Linked DNA regions of Mus musculus: region 1 is linked to region 2. Evidence: chromatin loops called from intact Hi-C (ENCODE). Cell type or tissue: left cerebral cortex. All regions are shown on one strand. Each heading gives the region's core, and the rest is flanking DNA. Links, peaks and the distances in the headings are about the cores only.

What was found. Hi-C counts contacts between places; a loop is a spot of excess contacts. Peaks named below come from ENCODE experiments on the same cell type or tissue, not always from the same donor. Only the 100,000 strongest peaks of a DNase experiment are listed, where the experiment ranks them.
Region 1: a loop joins it to region 2, with 4 times the contacts of the local background. A loop is called at or near these places in 8 of 42 quality-filtered maps.

Annotation. Positions count from the first base shown.
Region 1 is chr11:8,465,053-8,470,420 of GRCm38, reverse strand. All of the region lies in intron 20 of Tns3 (tensin 3), which reads left to right. Among named protein-coding and RNA genes, the nearest start is that of Tns3, 200 kb to the left of the region's middle. In left cerebral cortex, for the core only: no CTCF peak of the experiment used is centred there; DNase peaks (open chromatin) are centred at 1,778, 2,504 and 3,163; H3K4me3 peaks cover 2,825 bases; H3K27ac peaks cover 2,352 bases.
Region 2 is chr11:8,521,258-8,526,625 of GRCm38, reverse strand. The region is part of intron 13 of Tns3 (tensin 3); the gene reads left to right. Among named protein-coding and RNA genes, the nearest start is that of Tns3, 140 kb to the left of the region's middle. In left cerebral cortex, for the core only: a CTCF peak has its summit at 2,602 (motif pointing right); a DNase peak (open chromatin) is centred at 2,712; H3K27ac peaks cover 231 bases.

The DNA of each region.
Region 1 (5,368 bases), core at 117-5,116, 56 kb after region 2:
AAGATGTGCCTAAGGTTATGGGTTCATCGTTTGCTTGTTTGTTTTTTAATATTGAGTAGAGTTAAAGGCAAGGCTTTCCCATCAAGGGGCCAATGCATCAGCTCCTCAGTGAGCTTGAGCCCCAGTATGTGGAGCCAGGCTCCAGGTGTCATCCTGCTGGCAAAGGTGAAGGCTGGCTCAGCCCATTCCTGGGGCGGTGGTCCTAACACCTATTTGTGCTCTGCTGTGGTTTTGCTGTCCTCCCATGGGCATCCTGCTGGTTCACAGTGGCTGTCTCTTGTCCAGGTTCTGACCCTGATCCCTAGGGGAAACAGTGGGGTTTCAGAGAATGACTTTCTTCCTAAAGGAAGGAACCCTCCAAGCCATCTCAATCCCTAACACTGCCGCAGATGAGCGGGAGGAGGGGCGGGGGTGATGAGCAAGTCTGTGAGGAGGCCTGCTCAGAGCTGCTTGGGTCATGGCTTTGACACGGTCACAACCCCCAGTCCTCTGGCCTGTGGGTAGACGGGACCCACAGAGGAGTTAGACCTTTTTCTGATGGAAGTCGTGGACTGGAAAGGCTGGTACACCCACCTCACTGAGCCCGCCGCTGATCCTGTTGGGTTGGGGCCAGGCATTTCCGATAGCAGGGATAGCTGTTTTCAGGCATATAAACAACTGGGAGGAAGTGTCTTCTCAGGGGTCTTCCTGGCTGGGCCCTAGACACGTGGCCTGAATGGGCCTGGAATGAGGGCCTCTCCTTATCAAGTTGCTCTTGGGACCTGCGGGGTTGGGCAGGCTTAGATTCAGCAAGATGGTCAGCAAGCTGTGCCGGAAACTTACCTCTGTGCAGAGGCCTGCGATAATGAAGTAAAATCAACACTGGCACATGCTGGCCAGGAAGCAACCCTTGGGGAACATGAGAAACTTCTCTTTGAGACGTTCAGGGAGAATGTTCTAGAAGTTTCTAGAAGCTCACATTTGCAGAGTGAGTGAGACTCTGTTGCCTTCAGTTCATGGTAAAACGTGGAGTGCTGCTGGACAGGCTGTGTTTTAGTGCTCAGGTAATAGACTCTGTATGCTACTTGATGCACAAGAAAATGTCTCAGACTAAAATAGGTACTGGTGTTTGTAAGCAATTTTGAAGGCTGTCGAGAGGTTCAATTGATGTTTTGGGGGGCCCTTCCATATGGGGGAAACACATGAAGGAAATAGGAGGAAGAAGGGGATCTAGATGTAGATGCTTCCCAGAACCTGTTAGTAGAAAGCCCAATGAAACAGGCTGGTTCCTGATCAGTTTCTGTTGGTTCCCACTGCAGCCAGGAGGAAAATCTGCAGTTGAGCAGATACTGAGGAGTGGGTTTCCGCAGCTGAAGTCTCCTGGCTGCCTTGTGTAGGGCTGTGGTGAAGGCTTTGTTGGGGCGAGGCGATCCCCTTCTACCAGGAAAGGAATCTGTGGCTCAGCGTCACAGAGTCAAACCCCACTGGCTTTTTCCTCCTGCGTCCTCAGGTTGCCGCGAAGGGCAGGTGTGGGGCGTGGCTGTTTGTCCTGCCCCTTGTCTCCGCTGGGTGTCCCTGGTCTCGGCGGCGTGGTTTTAAGTTGTGGTGGGTTTTGGCCGGGAAGTTTTTCCGAACTTGAAGGGGGAGGAGGAAGAAGGGAAGCAGAATGGAAAGGAAGCGAACTGCAGCAGAGAGCAGGCGGGGCCAAGTCTGGAGGCACTGACTGGGCAGGCGGCCCGCAGCAGCCCGCGGCCGCCCAACAATCCCGGGATTCTTTCCTGCGACCTACTCTCCCGCTGCCCTCTGAATGGGCCTCTTTGGAGGTGGCAGCCCCGCCTCTCGCCCTGACTCCCCCGGGGACTGGCAGAACACTGAGCCCTCCCAGGGTGGGTGGGGGACGCCATTGGGCCGGACTCAGCACCCGGGGCTGCTGGGGACAGACCCTGCAGAGTGCCTTTAACAAGGCTCACAGATTCTAGGCCCTTCCATGGACTGACCGGACCCCAGGTGCCCAGGTAAGCCAACAGCTGGCCTCGTGGCTTCTCCAGGAGCTATTTCTGTGTCCCTGGTGTCTCTGAGCTCTGGTTCCTTTGGGCACATCCAGTTGCTGAAACCTGATCTGGGATGTGGGGGAGGGTAGTGGTGGGAGTAGGGAGGAGGAGACAGACAGACCCAGTGCCAATGGCCAGGACACCTAGGTGAACTGGGGCATGGAAAGATAGCCAGACAGTTTTCTGTTCTGAGTTCCCTTATCACTTAGTGGCGTTTCTCAAGTCTCTTAGGGACCGTCTTTCAGGGGAGGCACGCTTTCTAACTTTGTGGAGCTCCTTAGGGATGAACAAAAGCCTGGTTTGAATGTGTGCCGCTTTCTGTGCACTCTTCTGCCCAAACTGATGATCGTGGGCCTGCCCCTTTCTCTCTGTCACAGCCCAACCCATAGCCCTCAGGAGAGTGTTCCCCGAGCAGCTTCCCCAGAGGGCAGTTGTTTCCACTAAAGAGGCAGGCAGCCTGTGGAGCAGATGCTGGGATTTTTAATGAGGCTCCCTCATCTCTTCTATGCTTGGAGCCTGCAAAGGTAGCATTTCTAAGCAAATCCATGAACACTGAAACAAAACAGGCATTGACTGGACTGATGTGCTCAGATTCCGGCAGAGCTTCTGCAGCCGGGGTGACTGGTACCTTAGCTGTCCTTCCCTCCTGGGATAGGACTGGGGTTGCCTCCCCCACATGTCGGGTAGGAGAATCTTAGGGCTGTGAGTGGCTAGGGAGGAAGAATGTGGTCTCTTGCAGCATCTGTTGATCCTTACAGATACAAGGCTGTGCGCTACAGCTCACATCACGGGGCAGATCGTACTCTCGAGAGAAAGCCCTTGCATAAGCCCCATGACAAGCCCCGGCAGGTTAGGGTCTGCCCCATGCTTGTAAGTTTTATGTGTTGTAAAACTTCCTGGTTGTAAGTTTTATGTGTTGTCCCTTCTAAGAGCCAGAGATATTTTAAGTCAAATGCTTTTTCAAAAGCTTCCTGTTCTTCTAATGGAATCCATATAAAACCATCATTTTCCATGAATCCCATATGTCTGTCAGTAGATTCAAAGTTGGCCGCCTCGGATGGAAATGTTTTCCTAGTCTTAGGTGAGATGCGAAGTGTCTCCATCTGTCTGCATTGGCACCGAGCTCATGTTTACCACCAGCCTAGGTGGAACCTATGGTATGGAGTTTCTGGGGACCCTTTCTGTGTTCTGAGCACAGCAGCCAGGCTATAAATTCTCACCGAGAACCATGCAGCTTCCCTTGGCTCTGAGCAAGCCTGTACAGCAGGCTCCTTGTCATTTGCATGTGCGTGCGTGTGGAGGAGGCAGCTCCAGCGGTGGGCTGCAGAATCAGAGACCTTGATGATACTGATGGGAGACAAGGTTCCTGTTGACTTCCTGTGAACCAGCTTCCCTCCCTCACTGTTTAAGAATCTGTCTCCTGGTCCCTAAGGGAGGACTGATAATGTGTATGGGAAGATGTCGGAGGATTAGGTGAGGTAGTGCCTGCATGTGTCTTAGCAGTGTGCCTGTCACGTACACAGAAGGCACTTAACCCGAGTTGGCTGCTTCTCTTGCCTCTTACTTTGTGTGGAAATGATGTGAGAAGCAGCGGCATCAGGATTTCTCTGCAGTCCTGAAAGTGAGTGATGGGCGGTGGCCATCAATGTGCAGGTCTATGCTTACGGCGTGTTCGGCCCTGCCCTAAAGCTCTGAGAAAGTGAGTTGTGGTGAGGGCGGGACTGTGGTCACTCCCAGTTCTGTGGCCACTGTTGTCGTCCTGGTTCCTTCCTTCCTCTACCTCTCCAACCCCCCTTCTTGTCTTTAATTTAGAGAGAACAGACAAAGGCATATAGTTGCCCTCCGCAGGGAAGCAGGTCAGGCTGGTAGGTGCCAGTGATACATGGAAGCTGCTCAGACAGCTGCTCAGCACCTCTGGAAGCAGCTTTCCATTCTGGGGCTATAGAGAGTACTTTGTCCCTGTGCTTCACTGCTGTTCATTCTGGAACTAACTTGAGACTTAAAGGTACTGGAATCACAGGTTGCAGGGAGAAGTGAAGGCCCAGGAGGGCCCATTATAGACTCTAACCTATGAAACCAGGGAACTGGTTCACCTGCAGTCCTATGACACACAACTTTGGGTGGTGGCTTCTGTATGGTATTTGTTTTTGAGTAGCCTTAAATGGTGAGTACTTGGTTAAATATGTCTAAAAGACTATGGTGAACAGTAGTAGCCTGACCAGATTCCTTAAGAGACTGGATATAGCTGGAAAAGCTTCCAGAATGTTCTCTGGAGCCTCCTCAAAGTAATGAGTAAGTAGGGGAGTAGGGAAAGAAGAGTGGAGGGAGGGAGGGAGGGAGGGGAGGGGAGGGGAGGAGGGAGAGAGAGAGAGAGAGAGAGACAGACAGACAGACAGACAGGCAGGCAGGCTGGCTATAAAGGACTAGATCTAATCATACATAGTCTCTCCTGTGTACATTCTAGGAAAAGACTCTCATGGCCCAGAAAGCCACCCATCCTACTTCACAGTAGGTCTTTGTAGGAAGGCGTGTATTCCCCAATGGCTCCAGTCCACTCTGATATCTGGTCGGTTTTCTAGCATTATCAAGGTCTCTGTCATTTTTGTAGCCTATGTTGCACCTGAGCTGGGAGACAAGTTGATAATATCTTAGTGGCCATAAAAAACAGCAGAGTAATAAGTCACTCAGAAGTTGTTGAAAATGACATTGTTCATAAAAGGGAACATTTTCAAAGCTTATTAAGAAGTATTTAAAAGCTTTAAATAAATGGAAAGAAGGTCCGTGTGTATACATAGGTTTGTTGTAATGGTGAAGAGTCTTATGATTATGAGCTATACATTTAATTCCTGTTATTATTATTATCGTCGTCGTCGTTGTCATCATCATTGCTCATTGCTGTGGATGAAACTTCATAATTCTAAGTTCAAAGAATAAAGACCCAGCCAGGAGTGGTGGTACATGCCTTTAATCCCAGCACTCAGGAGGCAGAGGCAGGTAGATTTCTAAGTTCGAGGCCAGCCTGGTCTACAGAGTGAGTTCCAGGACAGCCAGGGTTACACAGAGAAACCCTGTCTCGAAAAACCAAAAAAAAAAAAAAAAAAAAAAAAAAAAAAAAAAAAAAGAATAAAGACCCATAGTTACCAGTAGATAAATGTTAGGAGGTAGGACCTTCATGATGGTAGAGACCTCAGGCCATGTTAGCTTATTTTGATTCACAGTATAGGATGGTTCTGGTCCATGGTTAGTGTTGCCTCTTTTACTTTTGGTTCTGTGGAAGGATAGTTTGTCATGTGACAGAGTAAAACCTTCAAGTCCAGAAGATGAAATAGGGAGAGGAG
Region 2 (5,368 bases), core at 232-5,231:
CCCATATTCTCCTACTGTCTCCATGGAGTTTAGGGGCTACAGACGTAACCCATAATACAGGTTGGTATATCCCCAAATGCTCTGGCTGCTGCCTGCCTGGCATCTGTTCTCTCAGGGGCTTCTCTGCTTACTTTCTAGAATCTTCTCTTTGCCTCTGACTAGGCCCTCAAGCCTCCTGGTCCTCTTCCTGTCTAATTCAGGTTTAGAAAAGAGAAACTTGAGCATAGACCCTCCTCCACTGCCCAGCTCAGTGGTGGTAGCCTCTCCACCCATAATAGCTGTGGTGCCATATCTGTGTGCTTGCCTCTTTGACTTGCTAAGACCCTTTGGAGCAGAGCCTTCCCTAGACGCCTGGCAGCTGCCTTTGATCTGGTGTTGGAGCCCTCGCCCTCCTGCCCCAGGCTGCTTCTCTCCCCTTCCTTGTTTGTGCAGCTCCAGAGAAGCTGCAGTTAGATCTTTGTAAGAACTGGGGATGGCTTTCCCAAGGATTTGTGGGCCTGGTGTGATATGGAACAGCGTCTTAGTTGTGCTCTTATGGAAACAGAAGCCAGCTATGCTGGAAAACTATGGTGCACAATGTGTGAGATTCAGGCTTGAGGGCTCTGGAGGTGAACTTCATGCCACAGGCCAGCTAGCTCCTCTTGGGTGACTCATTTCCATTAGCCGTGCTGGCACAGAGGAGATTATAGATCCACAAGAGATACTTGGTTTCGATAAGCCGATTTCCTTCCTGTACCCGTTTCCATTCCTCACATGGAATATTTTTAGGATTGCATACTGATTTGATTTACACTTCCTGTGTTTATAATTCTTTTTTGTATGCTCTGCACTTTTTTTTCTTCAGCGTTATCAGATAGGCTGTGGGAGACGTGGAAGCTGACAAGGGTATTTTTCCATCACAGTGTAATTTTTCCTTGCACAGTTCATAGAAGTGACTGCTATGAGGCTGACCTGCTGCCTGTCAGAAATCTGACAGCACTTTTAGTCCATTGTAATCCGACAGAATGGCCACGATCAAAGGACACTCACCCCAGACTGGGTGGCTTGTGAAAGAATTTCTGTTCTCTTGTTCTTGTGGGGCTTGAAGTCTGTATAAGGACAGGGTAATTAGCAGGGCTGGTCTTTCCTGACCTATGTCATAGGTAGGTGGTCTTACCAGAATCATTTCCCTAAGCTCTAACCTCTCTCCCCCCCCCCCCCCCCCGCCCCCTGGCTTTTTCGAGACAGGGTTTCTCTGTATAGCCCTGGCTGTCCTGGAACTCACTTTGTAGACCAGGCTGGCCTCAAACTCAGAAATCCGCCTGCCTCTGCCTCCCAAGTGCTGGGATTAAAGGCGTGTTCCACCACTGCCCAGCCCCAACCTCTTTTTACAAGGATGCCAGCTATAGTTCACCCAAGCCAACCCTGACGGCCTTATTTAAATGCCCTTCATAAAAGTGTCATCTCAAGTAGAGTCACATTCTGTGGTCCTAGAGCTTTTTGATTTGTGGGTATAAAAAGGCATCGGCTAGCCCGCAGTGAGTGTATTCTAGAATGTGTGGTATGATTGACAGTTGGCTGTTGGTGACTGGACACCTTTGCTGGGGTTTCTCACTGGCCATCACTGGTGTTCATGTTCCTAAAGTGGCTGGCATAGGAAGTTAGTAGAGACAAGCTCAGGGCCTGCTCTCGGAGCTTAGACTCACGTGCTCGATTAGCTGAATGGGCAGGCAGGGAGCTAACTGAGTTGACAGACTGGTGTGTGCACAAAGATGAGCTGAAGTCTTGTTATAATAGAATAGACCCTTTTCCCTAGTTAGGTGCAAACGGCAATGGCTTAGCTTTCGACTGTGCTCAGCCCAGAGGGTGCAAGATCAGGAGTCCCAGTCAACTCTCAGATCCTAGTCTGTGGAGCCCGCCTTGTGCCACAGCTCAGAAGCCCCACGCTGCTGGTCCCACTTCGAGAGTTTAGGAAAGAGAAGATGCTGGAACATGCTCTATGCTGGCAGTGCTCCCACGACAGTGAGTGAGCCGAGCTATCACCGATCCTGTGTCCTGGGCTTTGGCAACTCTGGATTTACCCCACATTTCTCCTCTACAACCTTGCCTAGCTCAAAGGAACCTGCGGGCCTCCTTTGCTTCTGCCTGTAACCACCTGGCATGTTGTGCTGTGTGTGCAGTGTACAAGCCCGAAGGCTGCAGGTAGGGAAATGTGTTAGGCTCAGGTATGCTGGTGGTTACATTTCTCACAAGAGATCTGGCAGCCACTGTGACTTGGAAAGGACCCTGCAAGGGACAGAAAATGTGTCTAGATTTACCTCCCAGTGTCTGCCCTGTCACTGGTCCTCTGTGTGAGGAAGCTGCCCTTGGGGTGTAATGGTGGAATGCTGCTTCCAGACCATCTTACTGCTTCTAAAGAGGCACTTTGTCCCCTTAAGCCAATCAGAATCCTCCTTCATTTCAGTGACTGTTACCTTGTGTGCAGACCTGCTGCTCTTTTTCTGCACTGAGACAGGTAGCAGAGATAAAAAGGAGCAGGTTCCGAAGAGGGAATGGCCTAGTAAGTGCCTGGGAAACTCCTGAGAAACAGAGCTCTCTATTATATCTTTTGGCTGGTGACCAGCAGGTGGCGCTGTGACTGGAGACAGCAAAACTGACATTGATATATCTGCCTCTGACCTTTCTTAGTGGACTGCTCCTGTCTTTACAAAGCGCTTTTCACAGAAGGTCAGATTTTGTGATCCTGCTTCAGAGTCCGCTGTGGTCAGGTGCAAGGCCCTTCCCCGGGGAGGTTCCCTGCAGCTTATATAACCTGCTCAGGAATTCACGCTGCTGCAGGCCCGCCAGGAACCTGGCAGAGAGCCTGGGGCTTGAGCCAGCTTGCCCCCTCCCCGTCTCAGCACTTGGTCCAGAGCTTGTAAACATCTTTCCATCTGGCATGCTCCATCTTGCTGCCCTGCCTGGGCAAACCACAGCCACTTGTACTTTGTCTTTATGGTTGCTGGCTTTGTGACCAGTGACTGGGCTTGTGAGTACAGGTGAAACCGCCTTAAGAAGTTGCACAAATAGCACTGGTGTTTGTTGTTTCTAACAGTGGGCACTTGTGTGTGACCAGTGAAAGGTAGGATTGTGTCCCCAAGCTGCCCCAGCATAGGCCCTGGGAATGGATCTCTGTTGTATCTGTGACTGTAATCTTTTGTGATTTTCTGTTTGTTTGTTTGTTTGTTTTTTCTTTGTTATGCTGTGGACTGAGAACTAGGTCAGGTCTTCATCCATGCTGTCATCCGGCACTGTACCTCAGTTGTGTTTTTGTTGCGACCCATATCTGCTCACCCTTTCCTTGCTTTTTGTTCGTGACTTGACAGTGTTAGGACCCCGGAATCACACTCAGCTGGCATGGAGATCATGGCATTATCCGGGATGGACCAAAGTGGGACTTCCATTTCTCTTGGGGATGTTCGAGTGCTCTGTTCTTAGAGAATGTAAGAGGAACTCTGGGTCTCCCTTGTCTGTGCCTAGCACATCAGGAGGAGAGTGGACACTGACTGTCCTTAAGAGCTGACTCACCCAGCTCAGGCACTGTTCTTCCCCAGCCTTCCAAGGGCTGGGACTGCAGCGTGCGCTACACCCTTGGCTTAGGTGCCTGCCTTTACTTAGCTTAAAGACTCAGCTTTTTACCTGGTCCCAGGCTCCATCATCCTAGCATCCAGTTGAAGGTGTAGAGATATCTTTGTGCAAATGTAAGGAAATAAGGTTAGGGCAAGGTTTCCAGACTGTTTACCCAGAGCACAAGTAAAGAAGACCACTCAGACCCTTCCATGGCCCTCGCCACTATCAGCGGGTTTGAGCACCACGATTCCCTTCCTAGAAGCTCACGCTTTTACGTTGATTATTAAATAGTATAACTTGTCCGGTTGTTTACCAGCATGTAGGCATGATTATAGGGCTTGCATGGATACGGACATCTGAAGATGTTCAGCTACCTTATGAAACAGTTAACTGCTTGCATACAACATATGAACATTTCCTACATACTTCAAATAATCTCTAGCTTGCTCATCACACCTGCTAATACAATATAAGCGCCATGTAAATAGTACTCCACAGTGTTTAGGGAATGGCTATGAGAAGAAAGTCTCCATGTGTTCTGAAGTTGATGGAATCTGCAGGTGTGCAGTCTACTGATACGGACAGGCTAGAGTAGATATAATCATGGAGATGTCACAGACAGGTAGATTTGTAAGGCCTCTTAGTACTTAGTAGCTATATATATATATATATATATATATATGCTGTCAAGTAAAGCTGCTGTCCACCTTACAGCGAAGAACGAAAGGTTCCAAGAGGATGAATGCCTCTGGGTAGCGAGTGCTTCTGGTGAGTTGGGGGTCAGTGCAGACGCTCCTTAGGTGGGCTCTATGACAGTCGTCATTCAACACAGTGCTTACCACAAAACTGTGACCATCACATTGACTTGTTTCAAATGACAGTATTCCAGAATCTGACAGCAGAGGATCAGGGTATTTTTAGATACATTCAGTAGAGACGCAAGAAAGTAAGTACATGTTACAGCCAGAGAACCAGAGTGGTTTCAGATTGCCCAGCGATCTTCATGAAATGCTTTCTATCTTTACGAAAGGCCTCTGGGGCCCCTTGTTAAGGCTGTGAGGTCCTTTCTACTCAGCAAGCACAACAGTTCTGATCTTTGACCACTGTGGCTACAAAGATTAAAATTGATACTGATACTCAGTGGTTCATTATTGGACCTTCATGTAGGTGACAGAGGTCACCAGATCAGGGTCTTAGCTAAAAGGACTCTTCTCAAAGTCTGACCTGTTGTATTAATAAGCCTGTTAGGGAGTCCTGAGAGAGGGTAGTGTGGTGTGATTTGTGTGTGTGTGTGTGTGTGTGTGTGTGTGTGTGTGTATGTGTGTTTAACATTGTCAGAATACCCACAGGAGAGGTCACAGAAAAACAGCACAGCATTGCTCAGCAACAGATCATTCTTGTTGACAATCCTAAGAGTGTTTGAGACCTTGTGATATGACAGATAAAGAATTTGCAAGCAGGAGATCACACCAGGCCCAAGGTAGCTGGGAGCTGCCCAACCTGTGGATACCCATCCTTTTCCTCCCACGCCTGGGTTGGACAGAGTTGGGATGCCTGGGTTGTGAGTCAAAAGTGTTTGTGTGTAGCTGAGGGACAGCCAGAGTAGGTGTACTCGGAGTACGTAGCCCCGGGAAGGATCTGGGGAAGAGGACAGGAGAAGAATACTAGTAACTTGAGTGGGTGGAAGGCGAGTCGAGACCATTGAGAACAGAAGAGACTGCGGCTGTGTTACATACCCCTGTGCCTGTGCCTAGGATCTCCCGATGCCCTGTATTCACCT